Linked DNA regions of Homo sapiens: region 1 is linked to region 2. Evidence: chromatin loops called from intact Hi-C (ENCODE). Cell type or tissue: spleen. All regions are shown on one strand. Each heading gives the region's core, and the rest is flanking DNA. Links, peaks and the distances in the headings are about the cores only.

Region 1 (14,676 bases), core at 2,483-10,482, 96 kb before region 2:
GACATGAGCCACCGTGCCTGGCCAGGAAGGCCTTTCTTGAACAGGGCTAGGTTGGTTCCCTAGTCATAATCTCTCACAGTGTCCTCTACTTCCCTTTTGTAACACTTACCACATCTGTTGTGATGTTTTTCCCCACTATCTGCTTTGCCATACTCTGAGCCCCATGAAGGCCACGACCAGGTCTGCCTATAGAATCTCCAGCAGCTAGCCTGGTAGATACGTGTGCATGGGATGCTCTCAGTAAATACTTACGAAGTGAGTGGACGAATGCTTTGCCCCACAGTGCCTGGCACAAATGCTCGGATGCAGCAAGAGATGGACCCATCCTTGAGGGTTTGGGAATTATTTCTGAAAATATTCCTAGCCGGGAGTGGTGGCTCTCGCCTGTAATCCCAGCACTTTGGGAGGCCGAGGCGGGCAGATCACCTGCGGTCAGGAGTTCAAGACCAGCCTGGCCAACATGGTGAAACCCCGTCTCTACTAAAAATACGAAGATTAGCCGGGCATGGTGGCGCACGCCTGTAGTCCCAGCTGCTCCAGAGGCTGAGGCAGGAGAATTGTTTGAACCCAGGAGCCGGAGGTCGCAGTGAGCCGAGACCACACCACTACACTCCAGCCTGGGTGACAGAGGGAGACCCTGTCTCAAAAAAAAAAGTCTCAGAAAAAAAAAAGTCTCAAAAAAAAAAAAAAAAAAAACCCGCCAGGAGCAGTGGCTCATGCCTGTAATCCCAGCACTTTGGGAGGCCGAGGTGGGCGGATCACCTGAGGTCAGGAGTTCAAGACCAGCCTGACCAACATGCAGAAACCCCATCTCTACTAAAAATACAAAATATTAGCTGGGCGTGGCAGCATGTGCCTGTAATCCCAGCTACTTGGGAAGCTGAGGCAGGAGAATCTCTTGAACCCGGGAGGCGGAGGTTGCAGTGAGCCGAGATCGTGCCACGGCACTCCAGCCTGGGTGACAGAGCGAGATTCTGTCTCAAAAAGAGAAAGAAAAAAAAGAAAATATTCCTATGTAGGGTACCCCATTGCAGCCGAGGTAGTACTGAAACACTATGTAAATCCCTGGTTATTGCCATGAAAGATATCCAAGATATGTTGTTCAGTAATAAAAAGTAAGTTTCAAGAAAGATTTTAGGCTTCCACTGTCACCTGGAATGAAGAAAGTGGCAAAGAACATTGCTCCTCCCTTAACAATGAGGAAAAGGCAGATAATTTATGAAGTCCTAATTTTTCTTGAGCTCATCAGAGAGCTAAGGTTGCAAGGCAACCAAATCAATTGAATTTCAAAGAGATACAAGCCTCTCACAGATGTGATGGAACACACAAATTGCATCACCTTTGTCAGAGCATGGGGGAATGTGGTGGCTGCCATTCAAGTGAGTAAAAGAAAGTCAACTAAAGCTTAAAAAATGTTTTAAGCACCAAGTGTGCGCCAGCATATCAGTTTGGTACAGACTGGGGCCTAGACACAAGGGGAGTTGGCACTCACTCCAAATTCTTTTCCATGGGCCTCCAGTGGGTCCTCACAAGACTGGAGGCAGGGCAGGAGACCAGAGAGAGCCCCCTCAGTGGCACGGGTGTGCAGGTAGTAGGCTGCAGTTGAGGGATGAGCATGAAGTCCCACAAGCTGCTTTTAAAGGGGACAAAGTTGTCTGCGGGAGGGAAAGCAGACCCTCTCATGCCACAGCTCAGCAAAGATTTATTGCTTCTAGAAAGGAGTAGAAGCAAAACTCATTTGCCTTTGGTGTTGGGTGGGTAGGAAACACTCTCACTCCGTGACCCACTGCACCTGGGGGAAGGGTAGAAGCAAAAACCCTCTACTTTTTCAGGGGGGCTGGAAACCATCTGGGACCCAGGATCCTACAGCAATAATAAGCTGAGAACTGCTAACACTGCAGATAACCAGAAATACATGGAGGAGGGGCAGGAATGCTGAGAAGGCTCCAGCCTAAGTCCCGGATGTATTGAGTCTGCCTAAGACGAAGGCTGGGTCAGGACAACAGAGAAACCCATCCCACTTCCTGAGGAGCCCAGCACCAAGGAACAAGCAAAGGCAGTCTACCACAGTGGGAGACGCGGGAGCATGGGGAAGGAGCTCGGCTGGGGTGCAAGTGTGCAGGGGTGGCTGAAAGTTGACCAAGCAACAAACAAAAGCTGGGAAAAATCATTGTCAGCAGACCTACAATGAGAAAAGGTAAAGGAGATTCCTCATGCAGAAGGTATATGATACCAGGCAGAACTTGGATCTACACAAAGAAATGAAGAGTACTGAAAATGGTAAAAATACAAGGTAAAGATGAAAAACATTATTCTTTTATTTATTTATTTTGAGATGGAGTTTCACTCTTGTTGCCCAGGCCGGAGTGCAATGGCACGATCTCGGCTCACCGCAACCTCCGCCTCCCGAGTTCTAGCGATTCTCCTGCCTCAGCCTCCTGAGTAGCTGGGATTACAGGCATGCGCCACCACGCCCAGCTAATTTTTGTATTTTTAGTAGAGACGGGGTTTCACCACGTTGGTCAGGCTGATCTCAAACTCCCGACCTTAGATGATCCACCCGCCTTGGCCTCCCAAAGTGCTGGGGTTACAGGTGTGAGCCACCACGCCCAGCCCATTATTCTTATTTTTAATCTCTTTAAAAAATAATTGGCCAGGCGCAGTGGCTCACACCTGTAATCCCAGCACTTTGGAAAGCCAAGGTGGGAGGACTGCTTGAGCCCGGGAGTCCAAGACCAGCCTGGGTAATTTAGCGAGACCCCATCTTAAGAAAAAAAAAGAAAAAGATTAAGAAGAGTACCAAAGTTGGTAGGAAGGAACTGGAAGTATATTGTTGTGAGGTTCTTGCAATATATGGGAAATGGTTTAATATTATTTGAAAGTAGATTCTGGGCCAGGTGCGGTGGCTCATGTCTGTAATCCCAGCACTTTGAGAGGCCAAGGCGGGCAGATCACGAAGTCAGGAGTTGAGGCCAGCCTGACCAATATGGTGAAACCCTGTATCTACTAAAAATACAAAAATTAGCTGGGTGTAGTGGCACATGCCTGTAGTCCCAGCTATTCAGGAGGCTGAGGCAGAAGAATCGCTTGAATCCAGGAGGCGGAGGTTGCAGTGAGCCGAGATCACACCATTGCACTTCAGCCTTGGCAACAGAGCGAGACTCCGTCTCAAAAAAAAAAAAAAAAAAAAAAAAAAGAAAGTAGACTGTGGTAAGTTAAATATATGCATTATAAGTCCTAGGGTAACCACTGAAAATTTAAAAATAGGTATAACTTGTAAGCCAATACTGGAGATAAAGTGAAATAATTTTTTTTTGAGACAGAGTCTCGCTCTGTCGCCCAGGCTGGAAGGCAGTGGTGCAATCTTGGCTCACTGCAACCTCTGCCTCCCTGGTTCAAGTTTACGACCAGCCTGGGCAACATAGCAAGATCTCATCTCTACTTTTTTTTTGGTAGAGACAGAGTTTCCCCATGTTGTTGCCCAGGCTGATCTTGAACTTCTGAGCTCAAGTAATCTGCCTGCTACTCAGCTACTCAGGAGGCTGAGGCAGGAGAATCGCTTGAACCTGGGAGGTGGCGGTTGCAGTGAGCTGAGATTGCGCCAATGCACTCCAGCCTGAGTGACAGAGCAGGACTCCGTCTCAAAAAAAAAAAAAAAAAAAAGAGGGGGATTTTTCCTCTCAGAAGTCCCCCCTCTCTCACTAGAGAGAGAGCTGTTTTCCTTTCTCTTTCTTTCTCTTTCTCTTGCCTATTAAACCTCTGCTCCTAAACTCCTCATGTGTGTCCATATCCTAAATTTTCTTGGTGTGAGATGATGAACCCTGGGTACTTACCCAGACAACATAGTTGCTTCATATTGGGGACCTTGTCCAGGATACCAAGGTACATAATTCATTGAAACAGTGAGTAGGGGCCGTGGCCTTGCTCCCGCCGTGCGGGAAAAGAATCCAGGCCCTTCCATGCGCGTGTGGGCGCGGGGGCCCCGAAGTGCTCGTGGTTCCGCGCTAGGTCTCCGCTGGGGCAGGAACCGGAGCCATGGGTGGGACCACCAGCACCCGCCGGGTCACCTTCGAGGCGGACGAGAATGAGAACATTACCGTGGTGAAGGGCATCCGGCTTTCAGAAAATGTGATTGATCGAATGAAGGAATCCTCTCCATCTGGTTCGAAGTCTCAGCGGTATTCTGGTGCTTATGGTGCCTCAGTTTCTGATGAAGAATTGAAAAGAAGAGTAGCTGAGGAGCTGGCATTGGAGCAAGCCAAGAAAGAATCTGAAGATGAGAAACGACTAAAGCAGCCAAAGAGCTGGACCGAGAGAGGGTTGCTGCCAATGAGCAGTTAACCAGAGCCATCCTTCGGGAGAGGATATCTAGCGAGGAGGAACGCGCTAAGGCAAAGCACCTGGCTAGGCAGCTGGAAGAGAAAGACCGAGTGCTAAAGAAGCAGGATGCATTCTACAACGAACAGCTGGCTAGACTGGAGAAGAGGAACTCAGAGTTCTTCAGAGTCACCACTGAACAATATCAGAAAGCTGCTGAAGAGGTGGAAGCAAAGTTCAAGCGGTATGAGTCTCATCCAGTCTGTGCTGATCTGCAGGCCAAAATTCTTCAGTGTTACCGTGAGAACACCCACCAGACCTTCAAATGCTCCACTCTGGCCACCCAGAGTGGCCATGCTTGAGAAGGGAGGATAAAAACTTTCAGAATGAGCAAAACACCATCAACGTTAATTCCAGAGATGGAACATTGTTTTTCCTAGTGAGAAAACAACCCATTTGAAGAGAAGACCACTAATGAGAAGACCACTAAAGAGAGACACCAAGAATGGATTCAGCAGAATCATTTCACATTTTGAACAGCAGCAATTTGAAGGGCCAAAGCCTTGATCAGGGATCAGTCATTAAAGGACACTCTTCAGTATTAGCAAACCCTCTTATGATGATTAAAAGAGAAGGGCAGCCCTCTCCACATTTTGGTACTTTCTACTCAACTTCCACTGACCATAAAATGTTTCTCTTCTGAACAAGCCCCATCATTTGGTGAACCTCCACCCTAACAAAGTAGATGGGGTCGGGGGCTAAATTAATTGGAGTAGGGTGAGGAGAGAGCCACAAAACATAGATCTGGAGGCAGCAGTGCTGGGTGGAGAAAGCCAGAAAACAGATCTGGAGGCAGCAGTGCTGGATGGAATTGTCTAGGCTGTGGCATGTTGGTTTTGTCTCTCTTTCTTTTCTCCTTTGATTATATAAAAGCTATTTCATTGTAACTTATTATGGTGATTATACAGGCAAGAAGACAAAAAGGAGAGAAAATGTACCTCTTCTACTGGAATAATGTTTATGATTACAAGTGAGATAAGGTATTTTTATCAATATGAAGGCAACCTTGGCTGATATAACCTCTATAGTGAATACTCACATCTTTACTTCACTCACTATCAATAATAAATATATTTTCTGACAAAGACTGGCAAAAAAAAAAAAAAAAACAGTGAGTAGAGGAGCAGACTCCAACTCTGTCCTTTCATTTTGGGGCTCTCAGCCTCCAGTTTATTTTATTATATTTTATTTTATTTTACTTTGAGGCAGGATCTTCCTCTCTGACCCAGGCGGGAGTACAGTAGTATAATCTCGGCTCACAGCAACCTCCACCTCCCAGGTTCAAATGATTCTCCTGCCTCAGCCTCCCAAGTAGCTGGGATTACAGGCCTGCACCACCATGCTGAGCTAATTTTGTATTGTTAGTAGAGATGGGGTTTTGTCTTGTTGGCCAGGCTGGTCTTGAACTCCTGACATCAGGTGATCTGCCTGCCTCAGCCTACCAAAATGATGGGATACCAGGTGTCGGCCACACCGTGTCAGGCCTCCATTTTAGAACCAAATCAAATCACTAACAGGCATCCTTCAGCCATTTAAGAATGCGATTAGCATGGCGTGTTCTTAAAGACTTAGATGTGAGGCTTGCTGAGGAGAACACGGAGAATCCCCCAGTACCCACAGATTGCTGGGCATATTAGCCATGTTTGAACCAGCTTCCTTTCACAGAGGACTTAGCTGTCATGTGGGGCTGGAAGAGGTCCTGGAAGTAACTGAGGATTTCTGGCTGAGGCTACCCCCTGGTGTTATCCAAAGGCTTCTGGACTGACCCCAGCCTCCAACCACCCGATGGGGTGTCAGCAACAGGATCTCCAACTTTTCTGTCGTAATCTCCTCCTTTTCTGTCCATGACTGCCATGTCTCCTATCCTTTCTGTCTATGCAGACAGCACCTCCTCAAGCCTGCATATAAAATCCAGTGCATCCGCCACTGGCCAGCCTTTTCCTCTCAGAAGTCCCCTCTCTTTCACTAGAGAAGAGAGCTGTTTTCCTTTCTCTTTCTCTTACCTATTAAACTTCTGCTCCTAAACAAACAGACAAACAAAAACAAACAAACAAAAAAACCCAGGCACGGTGGCTCACACCTGTAATCCCAGCATTCTGGGAGGCGAGGCGGGCGAGCCATTTGAGGTCAGGAGTTCGAGACCAGCCTGGCCAACATGGTGAAACCCCATCTCTACTAAAAATACAAAAAAATTAGCTGAGCATGGTGGTGCATGCCTATAATCTCAGCCCTATTCGGGAGGCTGAGGCAGGAGAATCACTTGAGTCTAGGAGGCAGAGGTTGCAGTGAACCAAGATCATGCCACTGCACTCTAGCCTGGGTGACAGAGTGAGACTCCATCTCAAACAAAAAAAGAAAAATATAAAAATGAGGCCAGGCGCGGTGGCTCACGCCTGTAATCCCAGCACTTTGGGAAACCGAGGTGGGCACATCACCTGAGGTCAGGAGTTCGAGACCAGCGTGGCCAATATGGTGAAACCCCCGTCTCTATTAATAATACAAAAATTAGCTGGGCGTGGTGACATGCGCCCATAGTCCCAACTACTCGGGAGGCTGAGGCAGAAAAATCGCTTGAACCCAGGAGGCGGAGGTTGCAGTGAGCTGAGATCACGTCATTGTACTCCAGTCTGGGCAACAAGAGCAAAACTCCGTCTCAAAAAAAAGGAAAAAGAAAAAGAAAACCAGATCTAGACTAGTCCTACATTCTATGGTCAGGAAGACTGAGACCCAGAAATACATCAGTGACTTGAGTAAGATCACACCATGCAATGGGTGGGAATCTGTAGATGTGATTTGGTGAGCATTACAGGTTAAGTGCACCACACTTAGAAACAGACAGACCTGGGTCTCTGGTACTGGCTTAACCACAAAACTCTACAACTTGGATAACTTCTCTGGACCTCATATCTCTTCTGTAAAAGGAGGCGTTTACTTTGTATTTCTCTGCTGTAAAATCTCTTCTAATCCTTCACGTCCAGAGGTTCTAATTCGGTACTTTGTGTGCCCTCCTCTCACAGTGCCACCTTGTGGCTCACTATGAACCCTGCATCTTCTCTTCCTAAATTAAAATCTTTGTCATAGAGGATAGAAACCCTTGTAATAGCGGACCATTCCCTTACTGTGAGTGATCTGGCTAACAGATCCCACTCCGATCTACTTTCCATGTGTAAGATGTGGGCATCACTTCAGTGCTGACACAGCTAGAAGATGTCGCAGGGCTTTTCCTGACCACCTGTCACACTCTACATTCACAGAACCAGGACTTTGTGACAGTGCTTTGGGTGGAGCTGTATCTTAATTTTCATTTTAAAAGTCTCCTCCTGGCTGGGTGCGGTGGCTCACGCCTGTAATCCCAGCACTTCGGGAGGCCGAGGCGGGAGGATCACCTGAGGTCAGGAGTTCAAGACCAGCCTGGCCAACATGGTGAAACCCCGTCTCTACTAAAAATACAAAAATTAGCTGGGCGTGGTGGCAGGCACCTGTAATCCCAGCTACTTGGGAGGCTAAGGCAGGAAAATTGCTTGAACCTGGGAGGCGGAGGTTGCAGTGAGCTGAGATTGCACCACTGCATCCCAGCCTGGGCGACAAGAGTGAAACTCCGTCTCAAAAATAAAATAAAAGAAAATAAAAGTCTCCTCCTGCCCTGTGTCTGGTCTGTGGCATGACACTCACCTCCTTTGCCAGGCCCCAAGTTTGATTTATTTTTTCTCTTTCTCTGGACACAGCTCAGCTTATGACCAAGAGAGGAAACGGCAGGAGGAAGGCCATGAGCCTGTTAACATCAAGCTGGGGGAAGTGCCAGAAAGATTCCCAAGGTCCCTAACCTCAACAGCTCTGTGACCTTGGACAAGTTATTTAATTTTTCTTTCTTTCTTTCTTTCTTTCTTTTTTTTTTTTTTTTGAGATGGAGTCTCGCTCTGTCACCAGGCTGGAGTGCAGTGGCATGATCTCGGCTCACTGCAACCTCCACCTTCCGGGTTCAAGCAATTCTCCTGCCTCAGCCTCCCAAGTAGCTGGGACTACAGGCGCATGCCGCCACGCCCAGCTAATTTTTTGTATTTTATTAGAGACGGGGTTTCACCGTGTTGCCCACGCTGTTCTCCAACTCCTGAACTCAGGCAATCCGCCCGCCTCGGCCTCCCAAAGTGCTAGGATTACAAGCGTGAGCCACCACACCCGGCAAGTTATTTAATTTTTCTAAGCCTTAGGTTGCATCGTGGAGATAAAATTACTTGTCTCCCAGGTAGTTCTGAGAATTAGAAATACAGCTATGTGGGCCAGGTGTGGTGGCTCAAGCCTGTAATCCCAGAACTTTGGGAGGCTGAGGCAGGCGGATCACGAGGTCAGAAGTTCGAGACCAGCCTGGCTAATAGGGTGAAACCCCGTTTCTACTAAAAATACAAAAATTAGCCAGGCGTGGTGGTGTGTGCCTGTAGTCCCAGCTACTTGGGAGGCTGAGGCAGAAGAATCACTTGAACCTGGGAGGTGGAGGTTGCAGTGAGCCAAGATCACGCCACTGCACTCCAGCCTGGGTGACAGAGTGAGACTCCGTCTCAAAAAAAAAAAAAAGAAAAGAAAAAGAAAAAGAAATACAGCTATGCGTTACTTAACAACAAGGATACATTCTGAGAAATGCGTTATTAGGCGATTTCATCATGTAAACATCATAGAGTGTACTTACACAAACCTAGGTAGTATGGCCTCCTACACACCTAGGCTATATGGCACAGCCTATTGCTTCTAGGCTACAAACCTATACACCATGTTAGCGTACTGAACACCGTAGGCAATTGTAACATGATGGTAAGTATTTGTGTATCTAAACATACCCAATCATAAAAAAGGTACAATAAAAACATGGTGTTCCAATCTTATGGAACTACTGCTGTATATGTGGTCTGTAGTTGAGTAAAACATCATTATGCAGTACCTGACTGTAATATATGTAAAGTAATTAGTGCATAGTAGGTGATAAATAAATGGTAGTTGGTTATAATCACATACACCTTCTATTTACTCACCACTAATCTCTGAACTCTAGGGGATGCGGAAGAGCTAGAGAAGAGAACCTAGCTGGCTTCCACACTGGTTGCAGAGAGCAGGTCACTGGAGGCAGGATATAATGAAATGCAAATGGCAGGTCACAGCCTGTGAGTGCTGCAGGAGCACAGTGCCAGCAGAGAATAATCATTCTCACGTCTCCATAACACATCGCAGTGTTTACATTGTCCTTTAACATCTTTCTTTCTTTTTTTTTTTTTTTTTGAGATGGAGTTTCGCTCTTGTCGCCCAGGCTACAGTGCAATGGCACAGTCTCGGCTCACTGCAACCTCTGCCTCCCAGGTTCAAGCAATTCTCCTGCCTCAGCCTCCTGAGTAGCTGAAATTACAGGCATGTGCCACCACGCCCTACTAATTTTTGTGTTTTTAGTAGAGATAGGGTTTCGCCATGTTGGCCAGGCTGGTCTCGACCTCCTGACCGCAGATGATCCGTTCGCCTTGGCCTCCCAAAGTGATGGGATTCTAGGCATGAGCCACTGCGCCCGGCCAATTGTCCTTTAACATTTATAATTTTACTTATAACAACTGTGAGGTAGATATTAACGTTATCATCTCCATTTTACAATGACATGCCCAAGGTTGTATCACTAAGAAGTGGCAGAGGTGGCTTGAGCTTGGGGCATCCTCACTCAGAGGCTGCCTTCTTTTTACTCCCCAGAGAGTTTTCTAGATAACAAGTCTAGAAAGATAGGTCTTGAAGGGTGAGAGGCATCGGAGAAGCAGAGAAGGCTATTTAAGCAGTGACACTATCAAGAAACGGAAAAGGGTGGAAATTGGACCAGTGACCACCAGCAGTCCTCCAGGTAGGGAGAATGCCCTGATTCTATACCCTAAGATACACTAAGGACCTCTAGCCCAGCCTGGTTGGACAGAAGTCAGGGAGGCTTTCCTGGAGAAAGCAACATCCGAGCTGAGGCCTGAATGATGAGCAGGAGTTGGCCTGAGCTCCCAGGCAAAATAACTATCAGGAGCACATTTGGGGAACTGGAAATAGTTCAAAGAGGCAGGAGCAGAGTATGGCTAAGAATGAGGCTGTGGTCAGATGGGGCAGGGCTTTGTAACCCACATTAAGATCTTGGACTTTATCTCAGGCCACTAAGGACTCAATGCTTTGTTTACCGAGAAAATTTGAGCTTTACACCAATCACTGATTGCAATATGGAGACTGACTGGCAGGGGCCAAACTGGAGGCAGGAGGCTGGTGAGAAAGTTGGTGCAGTAACCCAGTGAAAATAGGAGGGTTGCCTGGTAGGGGGGGTGTAGCAAATATTGGGAGATATGAGCAGATTTAGGAGATAATTAAGAGGCAGAATGGAGGCCAGGCACGGTGGCTCATGCCTGTAACCCCAGCACTTTGGGAGGCAGAGGTGGGAGGACTACTTGAGCCTAGGAGTTCGAGACCAGCCTGGGCAACAGAGTGAGACCCTGTCCCAAAAACTTTTAAAAAGAGGCAGAGTGGACTGGAGTTGGTGATTAATTGAACACTGGAAGTAATGGGGAGTCGGGGAGCAGAGGTGGGAAGAAAGAAGGAGGAGGTGAGGGTATCTTCCAGTTCCTGGCTGGAGCAGCTGGTTGGGTGGCTGTATCAATCCCTGGGCTGGGGAAGATGAGGGAGAAGTCCCTGAAGAGAGGACAAAGGAGCAAGGCTTTGAGGGGTAAGACGAATTTAGCAGCTGATGGAAGCGGGAGTGTCAAATGCTCTTAGTGAAAGCAAGCTGAATTTTCCCTTTGTATTCATTCAACACATATTTGTGACTGGGGGTGGGAGCTCACACCTGTAATCCCAGCACTTTGGGAAGCTGAGGTGGGTGGATCACTTGAGGCCATGAGTTCAAGATCAGCCTGGCCAACATGGTGAAACCTCTGCCCCTACTTAAAATACAAAAATTAGTGAGGCATGGTGGCAAAAGCATGTAATCCCAGCTACTCAGGAGGCTAAAGCAGGAGAATCGCTTGAACCTGGGAGGTGGAGGTTGCAGTGAGCCGAGATCGTGCCACTGCACTGCAACCTGGGTAACAGAGCAATACTCTGTCTCAAAAACAAAAAACAAAAAACAAACAAACAAAAAAACCCACATATTTGTTAGGGGCCTACTATATGTCAGGCACCATCCCAGGCACTGAGAATACAGCAGTGAACAAAACAGACCAGGTCCTGTCCTCCTGGAGTTTACATTCTAGTGGGTGGAGACAGACAATAAGCAAAGAAATGTCTATAAATATGTCAAGGCGTGGTAGGTGCTATGAAGACAAATTAGACTGATTATGAGGCTACACATGGAGGTTGTCATTTGGATAGGGTGATCAGAGAAGGCTTCTCTGATTTTTAGGCAGAGACCTGAATGAAGTGAGGAGGGACACATGCAGATATGGCGACGCACCCTTCTGGGCAAAAAGAAGGGCATGGCTTTGAGGTCAGAGATTCTCTCCATGCTGTGACCACTCCAGTCACGGCAGGGGTCAGAAATAGGCACTGAATACCCTGAAAGGAATAAGGATTTTACTATAAAACCATTTCCTTCTCCCCTGAAAGATGAAATTCCCCCAGAGCACTTTTAAACCCATGCAGTCTTCTGAAGACTTGAATTGGTTTTGCTCTTTGCCAGCTCCATCACATACTAGTTGCGTAAACCTGGACACATCATTACCTTCTCCAAGCCTCAGTTTTCTCATTTATAAAATGGGTATACTAATACAAATTTGCCATAAGGAACAAATGAAGTTATACATACAGTGCCTGGCACAGAACAGATTGTTTAATAATGTTAGCCTTTTGTTAACAACCAGGATGGAGAAAACTGGCTTAATTGGGGTGTGAGAGTCTAATTAATTCTAGCCTTGAACTCTCATTGCTGCTATTGCTGGCAGGAAAAAACTACACAAATACATTTATTCCCCTTCAACTCCTTTTTCTATCCAACTTCCTTTTCCCAGCTTCTGACCTGGGCATATGTGTGGTTTCAAGAAGGCTCGTTGAAGAGAGAATTGACAATTCTCCTGGTGGCACAATATTCTGGTTTAGCCTTGAAGCCCCGTCTTCCCCATCTTCTGCTGCTGAGCCCCCTTCCTCCACCGATGTACTGGACTTATCTCACTGGGGGAGGAGAGAGTGAGCAGAGTGGGTGTGGTGGAAGAAATGACTCAACCTAGAACTTGTGGAATTTTGCATAAGGCTCCACCCTGCAACTCCCTGCCCAAGAGGTCTCTGTGCTGGGTCGGTGGAATGGTGCCAGCCCTTACCAGGTGTGGCATGTTGAGATTCTAAATGTTGAGCCTCACTGGTAGTCTCAGCTACTCAAGAGACCAAGGCAGAAGGATCACTGGAGCACAGGAGTTTGAAGTTGCAGTGAGGTGTGATTGCGCCACTGCACTCCAGCCTGGGCAACAGAGCGAGAATAAAAAATAAATGTTGAGGGTCAGGCGTGGTGGCTCACACCTGTAATCCCAGCACTTTGGGAGGCCGAGGCAGGTGGAGGCCAGGAGTTTGAGACCTGGCCAACACAGTGAAACCCCGTCTCTACTAGCTGGGTGTGGTGGTACGCACCTGTAATCCCAGCTACTCTGGAGGCTGAGGCATGAGAAACATTTGAATCTGGGAGGCGGGGATTACAGTGAGCCGAGATTGCGCCACTGCAGCTTGCGCGACAGAGACTGCTTCTCAAAACAAACAAACAAACAAAAAAATGTTGAGTCTTTAAAGACACCTGAACAAGGCTAGGGCAGGTGTGGGCAGTGGAGGTGATCATCTCTATGCTAGTGACTTAGAGTCGTGCCAGAGCTAGGCCTCTGGAGGCAAAGATGGAAGAGCACGTGGAAGGGAGGGGCAGTGGGTAGGGGGAGGGAAGGATCGAGGGAAGCTGGACTGTGTGACCTTGGCTGAATCACTATGTAATCAGGCCACACCCTTGCTCAATAGCCTTCAATGACTCCCCATGCCACAGGATAAAGTCCCAAAAACTTAACCCTGATCCAACCTACAATTTCATTTGGTTTACTACTCTACTCCACCCCTTCCCCATGCTTCCTGAAATGCAGCCTCAGAGGTCTCTGCTTGGTCTCTTTTCTTTTTTTTTTTCTTTTTCATTGTTTTCTTCTTTGTTATTCAACCAGAGCCAAGTCAGAATCTTTTTTTTATTATTGCCTTTCCCCCCAGGATTCCTAATATGATACCCACAATATATAATATCTGTGTTTAATAAACTTTTTATTTGGAATCATTTTAGATTTACAGAGAAGTTGCAGAGATAGTCAAGGGAGCTGGGTGCAGCGGCTCACCCCTGTAATCTCAAATCTCAGCACTCTGGGAGGCTGAGGTGGGAGGATCCCTTGAGGCCAGAAGTTTGAGACCAGCCTGGGTGACATAGAGAGACTCTGTCTCTCTCTTTTTTTTTTTTTTTTTGAGACAGAGTCTTGCTCTGTCACTCAGGCTGCAGTGCGGTGCTGCGGTCTCGGCTCACTGCCACCTCCACCTCCTGAGTTCAAGCGATTCTCCTGCCTCAGCCTCCTGAGTAGCTGGGATTAACAGCCCGGCTGATTCTGTCTTAAAAAAAAAAAAAAAAAGGCCAGGTGTGGTGGCTCACGCCTGTAATCCCAGCACTTTGGGAGGCCGAGGCGGGCAGATCACGAGGTCAGGACATTGAGACCATCCTGGCTAACATGGTGAAACCCTGTCTCTATTAAAAAATACAAAAAAATTAGCCGGGCGTGGTGTCGGGTGCTGTAGTCCCAGCTACTCGGGAGGCTGAGGCAGGAAAATGGCCTGAACCCGGGAGGCGGAGCTTGCAGTGAGCCGAGATGGCACCACTGCACTCCAGCCTGGGCAACAGAGCAAGACTCCATCTCACAAAAAAAAAAAAAAAAAAATCAGGAGCCGGGTGCAGTGGCTCATGCCTGTAATCCAGCACTTTGCAGAAAAAGCCTAAAGAAGAAACAAAGTCAGCATTATTTTACCATCTAGTGGAAAACTTCCTATCAGAGTGGTCTGAGGATGGAATAGGATCCCTGTAAGTCTGTGCTTCATTCACCAGCCCAATGTGGCTAATGAGCACATGAAATGGTCTACATGGTGATGATTTTTAAAATTTATTATTTATTATGATGATGACTATTTTTGAGACAGGTTCTTGCTCTGTCACCCAGGCTGGAGTGCAGTGGCTCGATCATGGCTCACTGCAGCCTTGACCTCCTGAGCTCAAGCAGTCCTCCCACCTCAGCCTCCTTAGTAGCTGGGATTATAGGC
Region 2 (14,676 bases), core at 2,673-10,672:
CGTGGGCATCGTGGACATCTTCCTCGGCTTCCTGAGCTTCTTCGTGGTGGCCCTGGGCGGGGTGCTTGTGGGCGTGGTCTACGGGGTCATCGCAGCCTTCACCTCCCGATTTACCTCCCACATCCGGGTCATCGAGCCGCTCTTCGTCTTCCTCTACAGCTACATGGCCTACTTGTCAGCCGAGCTCTTCCACCTGTCAGGCATCATGGCGTGAGTCTGCGTGCAGCAGGCAGTGGGCTTGGCGGGGTGGGGGCGGGGGCTGCCAGCTTGGATTCCCCAGGCTCGTAGGTTCACGGAGCTCCCAGGGCCCAGCCTTGAGCTCCAGGGATGAGACATGAACTCCAGGCTCCAGACCTGCTTGGTAGCCATTTAAATGGCCAAGGGCATCAGTGGCTTCCTAGAAGAGGAGCACTTCTGCAGCGCCCCCTGGGGTCCAGGAATCGGGAGAGGGCATTTCAGGCTATGAGCAGATGAAGCAAGAATGACCTGCATGAAGGCAAGCCCAGGGTATAGGAGAGCAGAGCCTTGGAAGCCACTAAGCTTCAGGTTGAGGAAAGCCACAGCCCTGCTACTTCATTGTCTCAAAGGGAGTCCCCTCAGCAGCCCCAGTAGGAGGCTCACCAGGCCTGAGTCCTGGCGGTCCTGAGGTCTCCACCGGGTCTGGAAATGGGGAGAATGGGATGTGGGGAGGCAGTGAGGGGTGAAGGTGTTCCAGTGCCGAGCAAGGCAGAACTGGGGTTCAGAGCCCCTGGCTCCCAGGAGCAGAGCCCGGGTGTGAGCACTGGGCTGGGAGGACTCCGAGCTCCAAGCAGCTGCTTGGAACAAAGCTCCCTGTGGAGACCCCTGTGTAATGGCAGATGCCACGCTTGAGGGGAATGAACCCAGGAGACCATGGGTCTGTGTCATTGACTCCTATTGGGTCAAGAGGCAGTGTGGCCTTGGGGCAAAGGTGCAGGCTTTGGAGTTGGACACTGTGGTTTGTGTGTCTTGGCTTTGCTGCCTGCAGGCAGCGTGACAGGGGAGAGGTGACTATTTCTCTTAGAGTCAGATCTCTCATTTTTTTATTTGAGACGGGGTCCCACTCTTGTCACCCAGGCTGGAATGCAGTGGCACGATCTCAGCTCATTGCAGCCTCTGAGTTCGAGATTCTCCCACTTCAACCTCTCAATTAGGTGGGATTACAGGTGCCCACCACCACACCTGGCTAATTTTTGTATTTTTAGAAGAGACTGCATTTCACTACATTGGCCAAGCTGGTCTCGAATACCTGGCCTCAAGTGATCCGCCTTTGTCGGCCTCCCAAAGTGCTGGGATTACAGGCGTGAGCCACCGTGCCCAGCCAAGATCACTCATTTTAAAAATGGAGGAATAGGGCCGGGCATGCGCTCGTCGCCTGTAATCCCAGCACTTTGGGAGGCCAAGGCGGGTGGATTACAAGGTCAGGAGTTCAAGACCAGCCTGGCCAAGATGGTGAAACCCCGTCTCTACTAAAAATACAAAAAAATTAGCCAGGCGTGGTGGCGGGCACCTGTATTCCCAGCCACTCGGGAGGCTGAGGCAGAGAATTGCTTGAACCCGGGAGGCGGAGGTTGCAGTGAGCCAAGATCGCGCCACTGCTCTCCAGCCTGGGTGACAGAGTGAGACTCGTCTCAAAAAAAAAAAAAAAAAAAAAAATGGAGGAATACACCGTGTCTATAGGGTTGATGTGAGGATGAGTGGCAAGAGGGTGTAAAGCACACAGCGGGCCCCTGGCCCATAGAGGAGCTTGGGACATGGGCACCTTGGTCGTGGCCCCATTGCCCCTGGCAGTGGAGGGGCTCGAGCAGGTGCAGCTCGACACGGAGCCCTGACCCCGCTCTTTCCTGCTCCAGGCTCATAGCCTCAGGAGTGGTGATGCGCCCCTATGTGGAGGCCAACATCTCCCACAAGTCCCACACCACCATCAAATACTTCCTGAAGATGTGGAGCAGCGTCAGCGAGACCCTCATCTTCATCTTCCTCGGCGTCTCCACGGTGGCCGGCTCCCACCACTGGAACTGGACCTTCGTCATCAGCACCCTGCTCTTCTGCCTCATCGCCCGCGTGCTGGGTGAGGGCCAGGGCTGGGGCGGGGTGGGGGTTGTGGTGTGGGGTGTGTGTGGGGGGTGGTGGGCTGTGGTGCTGTGTGTGTGGTGTGTGCAGTGCACTATGTGGAAGGGCCAGGCTATGTGGTGTGTGCATGTGGTGCAGTGTATAAGTATTGTGTGGAGGGGCTGGGCTGTGGTGTGTGTGTGTATGCGTATTGCGTGTGTGGTGTGTGTAGTGCATTGTAGGGGGGCTGGATGTGTGTATGGTGTGTGTGTAGTGTGTGGAGGGGTTGGGGGTGTGTGTGTGTAGTATGTTGTGTGGAGGGCTTTGTATATATGTGTGTGTTGTGTGGAGGGATTGGGCTGTGGTGCAGTGTGTGTATAGTTGTGTGGAGGGGCTGGGTGTATATGTGGAAGGGCTGGGTGTGTGTGTAGGGGTTGGGTGTGTGTAGAGGGGCTGGGTGTGTGTGTGTGTGTGTGGAGGGGCTGTGAGGGTGTGGGTGTGTGTGGAGGGGCTGTGAGGGTGTGGGTGTGTGTGTGTAGAGGGCCTGGGTGTGTGTGTGTGTGTGTGGAGGGGCTGGGGGTATATGTGTGATGCAGTTTGTGGTGGAGGTTTCCTGGTTGGCTCCTGCCTGCTCCCAGCACAGCTAGACAGGAGGGACTTCCCATTTCCATGATGGGCCCTTCAGCAGGGAGAAGCCTGTGTCACAGCAAGGCTGTGGTCTCTGGGGACAGAGTCAGGCTGTGTCAAAGTGAGGGGGCCCTGAGACTCTGAGCCTGTGGCTGTGGCTGTCCTGATGAGGGGCCTGAGGCCCACAGAACCCAGGTCTGTGACTCTGAGCTGAGTGCTCTCTGCACTGTCTCAAGACAGGTGACGTGAGCATGTGCCGAATCGCATGCAGAGCCACGTGCAGTCCTCCAAACCTATGCAGCAGGCCGGGGCACACGTGGGGACCAGGCCCCAGGTGCATGGGTTCCACTCACATGTGCCCCACATGCCTCACCCCAGTGCCTCAGTCGCCTCCTCCCTGGATCTCTCACTTCCTCTCTGAGGGTTAGGTCCATGTCCCCAAGCCTGGCAGGACCTCACATTTATTTGGTGCACTTTTGAAATCCCCTTTATTCCTGAGCCTCATCCTCCAGGGATTCTGGTTCTGTGGGTGGAGGTTGGGCCCAGCCCTCTGCATTTTTTATGCTTTATTATGGAAAATTTCAAGTACTTAGAAAAGTAGAGAGAATAGGATCATGACCCCCCACACACCCATCACATTTAACAAGTATTGACCTGTGACCCATCTTGTTTGATCTTTTCTCCCTCTTCCTGCCCCCAGCCCTCCAGCCACTGGAGGCCTCCATGATGTCTCTAAAGCACATCCAGGTTGGGGAAGTCCTTTAAGGATCCACCCAGCTCTTGGATTGAGGAGTTCAGAGCACTCTGGGCTGAGGGACCCAGGAATTGAGTGAGCGGGGTGGGCTTCGTAATGGAGACTTCCTGGATGCACAGAGAAATCACTGATGCAGAATCCAGGAGGGACTGGGGACAGCCCGACCTGACCCTCATCACCCCCTGCCTTCCCCTGCAGGGGTGCTGGGCCTGACCTGGTTCATCAACAAGTTCCGTATCGTGAAGCTGACCCCCAAGGACCAGTTCATCATCGCCTATGGGGGCCTGCGAGGGGCCATCGCCTTCTCTCTGGGCTACCTCCTGGACAAGAAGCACTTCCCCATGTGTGACCTGTTCCTCACTGCCATCATCACTGTCATCTTCTTCACCGTCTTTGTGCAGGTGCTGGGCCAGGGCAGGGCAGGCCCTTGCCTTGGGGACCCTCACAGGCTGTTCCCGTGGAAAGAGAGGAAAGCGTGTGATTTGAAATGCGATTCTAGTCCCAGCTCCACCACTAACTTGCTGTGTGACCTTGGGCGAGCCACTCCCCCTTTCTGGGCCTCAGTTTCTTCAATCGTAAAGTGAGAATTGTGATGAGTCATTGCAGAGTGACTGATCAGAATGTAAAGGAACCAGAATGCTGCCCAACTTAATTTGGAACTCATAGAGCATTAAGAGAAGTGGGTACTGGCCGGGCACGGTGACTCAACGCCTGTAATCCCAGCACTTTGGGAGGCTGAGGGGGTGGATCACCTGAGGTCAGGAGTTTGAGACCAGCCTGACTAACATGGTGAAACCCCGTCTCTACTAAAAATACAAAATTAGTGGGCATGGTGATGCATACCTGTAATTCCAGCTACTTGGGAGGCTGAGGCAGGAGAATCACTTGAACCCAGGAGGTGGAGGTTGCAGTGAGCTGAGATTGCGCCATTGCACTCCAGCCTGGGTAACAAGAGTGAAATTCCATCTCAAAAAAAAAGAAAAAGAGAGAGAAGTGGGTACAGTCAACAGGCCCAAGATCTCTCTTTGCTACTAACTCATTGTAGGGCTTTAGGCAAGAGATTTCATATCTTAGGGTCTCAGTTTCTGCATCTGTAAAATGGGAATAATATCACAGCATGGGGAACTGGAAAGGGCTATGAGCCAGGCAGCAGGAGGCCTGGAGTCAGCCCTAGCTCTGTGTTGGTGTCCCTCTGACCCTAAGAAAGACCCCCACTCTTCTCTGGGTCTCAGTTCCCATCTGTAAAGTGAGGGAACCAGGCGAGATGATTCCCAAGAATCCTTCCAGCCTGCTGCTCAGTGATTTCTGTACATTTAAACGGCTCAGGCTTAGCTGACAGCCACTCTCCTGCCTAAGGTCCCCAAGGAAGCCCAGCCTGTGATGGTGCAAATTGCTCTGCCTTACCTGACTTTGCCTGACCTTGGGCAAATAAGAAACACTCTGTCTGAGCCTCCATTTCTTTACCATCCTTTCTGTCTTTTCTGGGCACTGATACTCAAAAAGCCCTAGATGGGATACATCTTTGCATTCTCTTGAGAAAAAAAAATAGGGGAAACCTGGGGCTGGGCTTATTTTCTGTCCTTTAAAGGGAGAGGGGACCCTGGTGCAGTGGCTCACGCCTATGATCCCAGGACTTTGGGAGGCCGAGGCAGGAGGATCCCTTGAGCCCAGTAGTTCAAGAGCAGCCTAGGCAACATGGCAACCTTGTCTCTACAAAAAATAAAAAAAAAATTAGTGGGTATGGTGGTACACACCTGTAAGTCCCAGGTACTTGAGAAGCTGAGGTGGGAGGATAGCTTGAGCCCAGGAGATTGAGGCAGCTGTGAGCTGTGATTGAGCCTGTGTGACTCCTCCAGCCTGTGTGACAGAGTGAGACTCTCTCTCGAGTTAAGAAAAAGGAGAGAGGCTGGGCGCGGTGGCTCATGCCTGTAATCCCAGCACTTTGGGAGGCCGAGGCAGGCGGATCGCCTGAGGTCAGGAGTTCCAGACCAGCCTGGCCAACATGGTGAAACCCTGTTTCTACTAAAAATACAAAAATTAGCTGGGCGTGGTGGCAGCCGCCTGTAATCCCAGCTACTTGGGAGGCTGAGGCAGGAGAATCACTTGAACCCGGGAGGTGGAGGTTGCAGTGAGCTGAAATCGCACCACTGCACTCCAGCCTGGGTGACAGAGCAAGACTCCATCTCAAAAAAAAAAAAAAAAAAAAAAAGAGGAGGAGGCTGCCACTTTTGTCCTCTTGCCCTGCTTCCATCTTCAAAAAATTTTTTTTACCTTGATTTTGCAGTTGTATGTGCTAATGATTTTCCAAGCCCATTTTCATTGAAGGCAACATTGGGGAGGGGGCCTCCCTCCAGAGCCAGCCTGCCTGGGTTTAAATCATGGCTTTACTGCTTCTCTGGGATCTTAGAAAGCTGCTTATCCTCTCTGAGCCTCAGTTTCTGCATCTGTTAAATAGAGACAATGGAAGGACCTCCCTCTTAGTGTTGCGGATATTGGAGAGCTGATTGATGCTAGAACACTTCCAAGCACGTGTGTTGGTCACATGGCAGGTGTGCAGTTCCATCTGCTGCTGCTGTTATTACTCGGTCCTCCTCACAGTCCTGGTGGGGAGGCAGTGCAGAGGTAGTTTTCCCTGTGTGTGGGGCCTGACTTCCATGGGGTTGCAGAGCAAGTCTGTGGTGCAGTCCACATCTGAACCCAGGCTGTCTGCTGCCTGGCCCAGGCCAGATGACCAGTGTGGGGGTCATTTGGCAGTGAAACCTCTGACCGTGTCTCCAGGAAGAAGCAGGCCTTAAGGACCTGTCTTTAGATAAGTGCTGGGAGGTGGGAGAGTTCTCACACCCTTGGGTCCTGGGAGAGAGCAGAGCAGAGAGGGCATCCTAGCCTTGGGGGCCTGGGGTGAGGGAGGGAGGCTCTGTGGCCTCCCTGCCTGGGTAGCAGAACTGGAGTGCCTGACACCTGCCTGCCCCCCAGGGCATGACCATTCGGCCCCTGGTAGACCTGTTGGCTGTGAAGAAAAAGCAAGAGACGAAGCGCTCCATCAACGAAGAGATCCACACACAGGTACTGGAGTGCGGGCTGGGCCCTTGGTTGCAGAAGGAGGAACAGGGAGATAGGGAGCAGCTGGGCCTCAAGTCTCTGCCCCCCATCAGCCCCTTCTCCCTGTGCCAGTGCCCAGGGGCTCCCTCTGCCCCAGGAGGCCGCCAGGGTCTAGCCATAGGAAGGTGTGGTGTGAGCAGCTGGGAGCCTGAGGAGGGGGCATCATGCCATCTCTGCCTCCATTTGAAACCTATCCCAGGCATAGGTCCCAGGTGGGATTAGAGAAGGGGGCTCAGCCGGACACAGGCAAGGCTTCGAGATACCCAGAGTCAGGGCCGCTGGGTTCGATGAGTGGAGTGTGGGCGCCACCTCCTGGCTGCTCATGGAACCACAGGGCTGGACCCAGCAGGGCTGCAGCTACGGGAGGGAGTGGGGCTAGTCAGAGGTCTTGGTAGGGAAGGCGCCCCACAGCGAGGCTTGACTTGGCCCTGGGCCCCTTTCAGTTCCTGGACCACCTTCTGACAGGCATCGAAGACATCTGTGGCCACTACGGTCACCACCACTGGAAGGACAAGTAGGTGGCAGGCCTGGTGGGCAGGCAGGGAGGGGCAGGCAAGGGTCTCCTGGGCCTGGGCATCTCCCCACTCCTGGAAGCTGGCGCCATCCGTCTCCCTCCTCCTCCCACCAGGCTCAACCGGTTTAATAAGAAATATGTGAAGAAGTGTCTGATAGCTGGCGAGCGCTCCAAGGAGCCCCAGCTCATTGCCTTCTACCACAAGATGGAGATGAAGCAGGCCATCGAGCTGGTGGAGAGCGGGGGCATGGGCAAGATCCCCTCTGCCGTCTCCACCGTCTCCATGCAGTGAGTGCTGGGGCAACCAGGCAGCTTCTGCTCCCACACACCGGCCCCTCAAGCCCGGTTGGAGGTGGCCACCTGGGGGGCGGGGTCTTCTGTTGTCCTGTTGGGGCGGACAAGAGAGCTGTGGGCTCGCACCAAGGACCTGAGGCTTTGGCGCCCACCTGGGTCATCCCTAGGGTGACTTCCTTCTGGCCAAACCTGGGAGGCACCAGGATCCCAAGAATCTTGGGGACCTAACCGATGCCCTATTGCCCCAGGAACATCCACCCCAAGTCCCTGCCTTCCGAGCGCATCCTGCCAGCACTGTCCAAGGACAAGGAGGAGGAGATCCGCAAAATCCTGAGGAACAACTTGCAGAAGACCAGGCAGCGGGTGAGGGCCTGCTCCCCAGCCCGACCCCCAGGGTACAGGAGCCCTTCAGCCCCTCTCTACGGCAGCCCTGCCCTGCCCGTGCCCCTCGGCACCCACCCCAGGACTGGCCCGGCCTCCAGCACTGCCCCCACCCCTCCATGAGCAGAGCCTTCCGGGGCCCGCACTGCCCTGACGCTGTCCCTCCCACAGCTGCGGTCCTACAACAGACACACGCTGGTGGCAGACCCCTACGAGGAAGCCTGGAACCAGATGCTGCTCCGGAGGCAGAAGGCCCGGCAGCTGGAGCAGAAGGTAGCCTCTGCCTTCCTCTGGGAATCTGTATCCCACCCCACTCGCCCAAGCTCCGCCACAGCCTCTAAGGAAATGTACCCATTCTAGGAACAGGGTTTGGCTTTCGAGGGGCTTTTAGCAGTGTAAGGGCATGGAGAGCCATGAGTTCTAAGCAAGGGATTGGCGTGGGGTTGTGGGGCATGGCCTGGGTTAGGGCAGTGGCAGGGGACAGAGGAATGGGTGGATTTAAGGCTGAGCAGTGTAGGTGTATTCAGGGAGGCTGTGACAGGAGCCTGGGATGAGCCCTTAGGAGCTCCTGAGGGGCCAGTACGGGTGCCCACACAGGCACAAGGGAGGGGGAGCAAGCGCCCTGCATATACGAAAGGTGGGGTGTGCACTGGCCGGGTTCTGTCCTGAGGGGCTCCCTCTGCCCAGCTGCCTGTGCTCACCCCGTCTGTCCTCTCTGTCAGATCAACAACTACCTGACGGTGCCAGCCCACAAGCTGGACTCACCCACCATGTCTCGGGCCCGCATCGGCTCAGGTAAGGGCCTGGCGAGGGGCCTCAGGACTGGGCACTCTGAGCTGCCACCTCCTGAGGATGGGGCTCCACAGGAACAGTCCTCAGCCACTGGGAGGACAGGCCTGGCCCTCGCTGACCTCAGGATCCCCTCCCAAGCCATGAGCTGCTTCTACGTCAGGGGCCATCCCTAGGGAGAGAGACGTTCCGGGCGAGGACTGTGTGGGGAGCTGGGAGAGCCACGGTGCCTGGCAGGAAGGCAGGGTATCTGCCCCATCGAGACCCCCAACACGTGTGGGGAACGTGAGGGCAGGGCCCCAGGGCAGACTGACTCAGGGAGGAGCCCCAGGCCTTGGCCTGTGGAGGGACACCTCTGGGAGCCCCTGTCAAAGGAGAGGGCCACAGTCTGAGGAAGAGAAGCTGTGGGGTGGAAGGTCGCAGAGGCCTGCTTCTGAGGCCTGTTGGGACCGGGACGGCTGTGCTCATGAGAAGGCCTGAAGGAGGCACTGACGCGGCCGAGTGGCACGTGCTGGGCCGGGCTCCAGAGCGGAACCCAGCTTGTGCCTTGCTCTTGGTCCCCAGACCCACTGGCCTATGAGCCGAAGGAGGACCTGCCTGTCATCACCATCGACCCGGCTTCCCCGCAGTCACCCGAGTCTGTGGACCTGGTGAATGAAGAGCTGAAGGGCAAAGTCTTAGGGTTGAGCCGGGATCCTGCAAAGGTGGCTGAGGAGGACGAGGACGACGATGGGGGCATCATGATGCGGAGCAAGGAGACTTCGTCCCCAGGAACCGACGATGTCTTCACCCCCGCGCCCAGTGACAGCCCCAGCTCCCAGAGGATACAGCGCTGCCTCAGTGACCCAGGCCCACACCCTGAGCCTGGGGAGGGAGAACCGTTCTTCCCCAAGGGGCAGTAACACCAGGGCCAGCAGGCAGCGCCTGTCCCCTCACAGACTCTTCCACCAGAGCAGGGGCTGCTGGGGGCTCCCCTTGCCCTTCCTGACCCGGATTGGCCCTGCCCCTCCCCCTACCGCATGGCAGCTGGGCCCACAGCCCCCACCCCAGCACAGCTCCTCCCCTGCCGCCTCCCGGGAAGCATCCTCCCCACCAGAGCTGCCTCCCCAATCCATTTGGCAGAACTGCTGGGGCTGGTGAGGCCGGCCCTGCCCCTCCCTAGATCCAGGCTTCTCCCGGACCTGGACTAGGGCCTCGGAGGCTCCTCCCTCTGCCTCATCCTCCTCCTCATTCAGACCAATCTTAGTTTCTAACCAAAGAGTCTCTGGCTCAGCTGTGGTCCCACCCAGGAAGGGAGGGAGCTGAGGCCTCCCTTGAGTAGGCCCTGCTTTATCAGGGGACAAACCAGGGGTACCAGGCACATGGCTGGGGGAGGGACTGCTGACCCACCAAGGTCTCACACTCCTCCTGCCAGCTCTGTCACCCTGGCCACCACCCAACCTGTCCTTACTCAGAGCTGCGGGCTGAGGGCATCTCTGAGTGTCTCTGCCTGGAGCAGGGGTGGTTTCTACGGTGACAGTGACGTGACTCAGAGCTTTTCGAACTGTGCTCCCACGGGGACCACTGGGCCCCTCAGGGGAAGCTGCTAGGGGAAGGACTGGCCGTGGCTCCAGAATGTGCTGCCTTTTTAAGTTTTGTTTGTTCACACTCCTATATATGATTGTTTGCACAGAGGGCGCTCCTGTTTTTAAAACATTTTGAAAACCCCTGGCTGAACAGTGCTCTGCCTCTAACTCCCTCCTCACACTCCAGAATTACCCTTCCTCATCTGTGCCTGTCTGTCCAACCCCTCCCCCACGTCTCTCTGCCTGCTGGGCTCTTAACTGTTGCTCGAAGACTGTGACATCAGAAGTAACTCCCACTCCTAATCAAGAGTCTCTCCAGCCTCACAGATGCTGGCCTCTTGGCACCTGCCTAGCTCTTGGGCCTGACCTCCAGTCCTGCTGGCCTGCTCTTACTTCCCCCACCCTGGGTTTGGCCCCTGGAACCTTTCCCTTGTGTGTACCACACCCTGCCTGCTGTGGAGCCCATTGTGGAGGCGGTGGGGGGGAGAAGGCCTCCCCTGAGGATCCCCTGTCCCCTGGGGCTGGTGGATTGGGCAGAATCCTGGGCCCCCAGAGACCTTTGCCCACACACACTCCTTCCCCTTGTCCCTGGGGCACTCCCCCAGGATTGTGCAATAGTCAGAGTGTCCCTTTTTGCAGGGGACTGGGCCATGGGTCCTCGGCCCATCTGTCCATCCTCCTCTCCATGCAAGTGCTGTTTGGGCAGGAGTCACCATGCAAGGGTGACATCGACAACCACGTACCAAGCCACCGCAGCTGCTGCCACTCTGCTGCCTGTACAGAAGAAACTGAATCTTTTTCATATTCTAATAAATCAATGTGAGTTTTTAATAGAGTCAAGGGCTGCTTTCTGGGGACGAGGGTCTTTAGGAGGGAGGGTGGCCTGAGGGCGTGAAGTACTTAGTTCAAAGGCTGGCACAGAAACACTTCATGGCTGTCAGCTGCTGGGGTGGTTGTTCCCACATGCCAGGCACTGAGATACCACAATGAGCTAAGCAGGACGTGCCCTGCCCCGCGGGGGAGAGCGGCACTAACCAGTGCCCAGTGTTTGTGCAAGAGGTGAAAAAGAGGCAGAGGGGAGGGAGGGACGGCGAGGAGGACCCTCCTGAGTCCCGAGTGAGTGAGATCCCAGGAGGGGACTGAAGAAGGAGCCAAGGCTTCCGGGTGGAAAAGGACCCAGAAAGTTCCCAAACATTGTAACTGGGAGCTGTGCCCACGAACACTGGGACCTGAGAAAAGGCCGGGTGGCTGGGTCAGAGTGACAGGGGAGGCAAGGATGGGGCCGCGTGCTCCATGGTTAAGATTTTGCTCTTAACCGTGGGAAGACCAAAAGGGCAGTGGGAAGTCACTGAAGCCCTCAAGTTCTCACCTGTAAAGTGGGGACAGTGACCCCTGCATGAGATAAGCTCAGGTGTGTACAAACTGAGCCTCCCTAATCAGAAAACCCAACACAACGCCATGAATGGAGAATGCACACCTGACCTCATGAGACAGTCAAAACTTTGCTGCATGTGCAATATTTAAAATATATAAAATTGGGCCGGGCGCGGTGGCTCATGCCTGTAATCCCAGCACTTTGGGAGGCCAAGCTGGGCGGATCACCTGAGGTCAGGAGTTCAAGACCAGCCTGGCCAACATGGCAAAACCCCATCTCTACTAAAAATACAAAAATTAGCTGGGCATGGTGATGTATGCATGTAATCCCAGCTACTCGGGAGGTTGAGGCAGGAGAATCACTTGAACCCAGGAGGTGAAGGTTGCAGTGAGCTGAGATGGAACCACTGCACTCCAGCCTGGGTGACAGAGCAAGACTCTGTCTCAAAAAAAATAAAATATGTAACATTAATTTCAGGCTATGGGTAGAAACTGTATATGAAACATAAATGAATTTCGTGTTTAGACTTGGATTCTATCCCCAAGATATCTCATTATGTATGTGCAAATATTCCAAAATCTGAAACACTTCTGCTTTCAAGCATTTGGGGTAAGGATTGCTCAATCCCTAATGGGCTCGGTTCAGCAGAGGTTGGAGCCCTGAGGTGCATTTCCTGGATCCAACCACCAGAGGGCAGTGGGGCCTTGGCGCGCACCCCTGGCACCCTTCGAACCTGGGCTGTCCAGGAAAGCATCTCCTTTGCCCAGTCTGGGACCTGAGTGTGGAGCTGGTTTAACTCACAAAATCTGAAGCGGTTAGTGCCAAGAGGATTACAGGGTTATTATCAAAGGATTATTCCTGTATCCATCGGTTCCCTAGCAGGAAATGGATGTTACAGCCATCCCTCCATATTTTCCGGGGATTGGTTCCAGGACCCACATGGAAACCAAAATCCTTTCATGCTCAAGTTCCTGATGTAAAATGGTGTAGTGCTGTTGGCCCTTCATGGATTCTGCATCCATGGATTCAACCAACTGCAAATTGAGAATATTTGGGGAAAAAATTCAAATAATAAAGTGTAACAACTATTTACATAGTATTTACATTGTAATCTAGAGATGATTTAACGTATATGGGAGAATGGCTGGGCACAATGGTTCATGCCTGTAATACCAGCACTTTGGGAGGCCGAGGCGGGCGGATCATTTGGGGACAGGAGTTTGAGACCAGCCTGACCAACATGGTGAAACCCCGTCTCTACTAAAAATAAAAAAAATAGCTGGGTGTGGTGGTGCATGCTTGTAGTCCCAGCTACTAGGGAGGCTGAGGCAGGAGAATCACTTGAATCTGGGAGGTGGACTTTCCAGTGAGCCGAGATCGCGCCACTACACTCCAGCCTGGATGACAAAAAAAAGTATATAGGAGAATGTATGTAGGTTATAGCCAAATACTACATTATTTTATATAAGGGACTTGAGCTTCCTTGGATTTTGGTACCTGGGAGGGTCCTGGAACCAATCCCCCATGGACACCAAGAGATGGATGCATTTGCGTATAACCAACACTCATGTTCCCATATACTTTAAATCATCCATAGACTACCTATAATACCTAATACAATGTAAATTCTGTGTAAGTAGTTGTCAGCTGGGTACGGTGGCTCACTCCTATAATCTCGGCACTTTGGGAGGCGGAGATGGGCGGATCACTTGAGCCTAGGAATTCAAGACCAGCCTGTGCAACATGGTGAAACCCCACCTCTACAAAAAAGACAAAAATTGGCCAGGCATGGTGGTGCACTGGTCCCAGCTACTTGGGAGGCTGAGGTGGGAGGATTGCTTGAGCCCAGGAGGTCGAGGCTGCAGTGAGCCATGTTCACGCCACTGCACTCCAGCCTGGGCAACAAAGCAAGACCCTGTCTAAAAAAAAAAAAAAAGTTGTTATACGGGTTTTAAAGTTGTATTTTTATTGTATTGTTATTTTTTGTTTACTCATTTTTATGTTTTCAATTTGTGCTAGGTTGAATCTGAGGCTGCAGAACCCGAGGGTACAGAGGCCGACTGTGTATTTAAAGGGGTACCAAGAGCCTTCCACTAAGGGATTAATTAGAGATGTGGGCGGGGTTGTGGGAACCTACCAGGGATGGGACCCAGCAGGGCTCACACTACAGGAAGCCATTACAACCCATAGACCTGAAAGGGCAAGAGGAGGGAGCTCTCATCATGGGAGGGGACTGCCCAGCTAGAACTGTGGCCATGCTTAGAACACCCCCTGCCAGAGAGGGAGCCGGGGAGGTTGGGGGTGGACAGCTTTCATCCTGATGGTGCCTCCCACTGGCGAGTCCCAACTGAAAGCCTGAAGAGAAGGCAGCCAGAGTAGGTCAGCCCTTCATCGAATGGGGAGTGTGGATGTGGAAGGGAAACAGGAGATCCAAGCAGGGCTATTCCTTTTACCCCTCAGCACCCACTCTTGTCCTTTGGGTGAAAAACTCATGTCCCTATTGCTTAATGGTTGCAGAATTTCTGTTTGGGATGATGAAAAAGTTTGGGAAATAGGTTGTGGTGATGATTGTACAACATTGTGAATGTACTAGATACCACTGAAGTGTTTGCTTTAAAATGGTTAGTTTTATGTTATGTGAATTTCATCTTCTTTTTTTTTTAATGGAAGGAACAATCTCATCAACACCATCAACCTTGTCAGATTCACCCTGGTCTTGTCATACTCACCTGGAGCAACAGGGCTTTTTTTTTTTTTGAGACGGAGTCTCGCTCTGTTGCCCAGGCTGGAGGGCAGTGGCGCAATCTCGGCTCACTGCAAGCTCCACCTCCCGGGTTCATGCCATTCTCCTGCCTCAGCCTCCCAAGTAGCTGGGACTACAGGTGCCCGCCACCATACCTGGCTAACTTTTTGTGTTTTTAGTAGAGACGGGGTTTCACCGTGTTAGCTGTGTTAGGATGATCTCGATCTCCTGACCTCGTGATCTGCCCGCCTCGGCCTCCCAAAGTGCTGGGATTACAGGCGTGAGCCACCATGCAACCGGCCTCTTTAAATAAGACAACGGGGCATGCAAATAACAGAAAATTGCTACAGCCCCCACTTTGGCAGCTGGTCACCAGGCCCAAGTTAGCAATCACAGCATCCTTCCTCCACCCCCACTTTCCTCTAACCATGTGCCAGCACTGTGGCTGACTGGGGTTTTTATAGG

The links. Peaks named below come from ENCODE experiments on the same cell type or tissue, not always from the same donor. Only the 100,000 strongest peaks of a DNase experiment are listed, where the experiment ranks them.
Region 1: a loop joins it to region 2, with 3 times the contacts of the local background. A loop is called at or near these places in 70 of 110 quality-filtered maps.

The regions. Positions count from the first base shown.
Region 1 is chr1:27,190,833-27,205,508 of GRCh38, reverse strand. It overlaps the pseudogene CHCHD3P3. Among named protein-coding and RNA genes, the nearest start is that of WDTC1-DT, 36 kb to the left of the region's middle. RefSeq lists an enhancer at 12,065-13,264. In spleen, for the core only: a CTCF peak has its summit at 7,414 (motif pointing left); no DNase peak of the experiment used is centred there; H3K27ac peaks cover 1,418 bases.
Region 2 is chr1:27,095,061-27,109,736 of GRCh38, reverse strand. SLC9A1 (solute carrier family 9 member A1) reads left to right here. Exons shown (of 12, transcript NM_003047.5): 3 at 1-210; 4 at 1,872-2,089; 5 at 3,650-3,852; 6 at 6,425-6,514; 7 at 6,994-7,064; 8 at 7,179-7,352; 9 at 7,607-7,721; 10 at 7,911-8,012; 11 at 8,462-8,534; 12 at 9,093-10,928. The coding sequence ends at 9,430. Among named protein-coding and RNA genes, the nearest start is that of SLC9A1, 53 kb to the left of the region's middle. RefSeq lists enhancers at 3,461-4,660, 6,197-7,055, 7,056-7,914. In spleen, for the core only: CTCF peaks have their summits at 6,684 and 6,895 (motif pointing left); DNase peaks (open chromatin) are centred at 3,000 and 6,862; H3K27ac peaks cover 4,891 bases.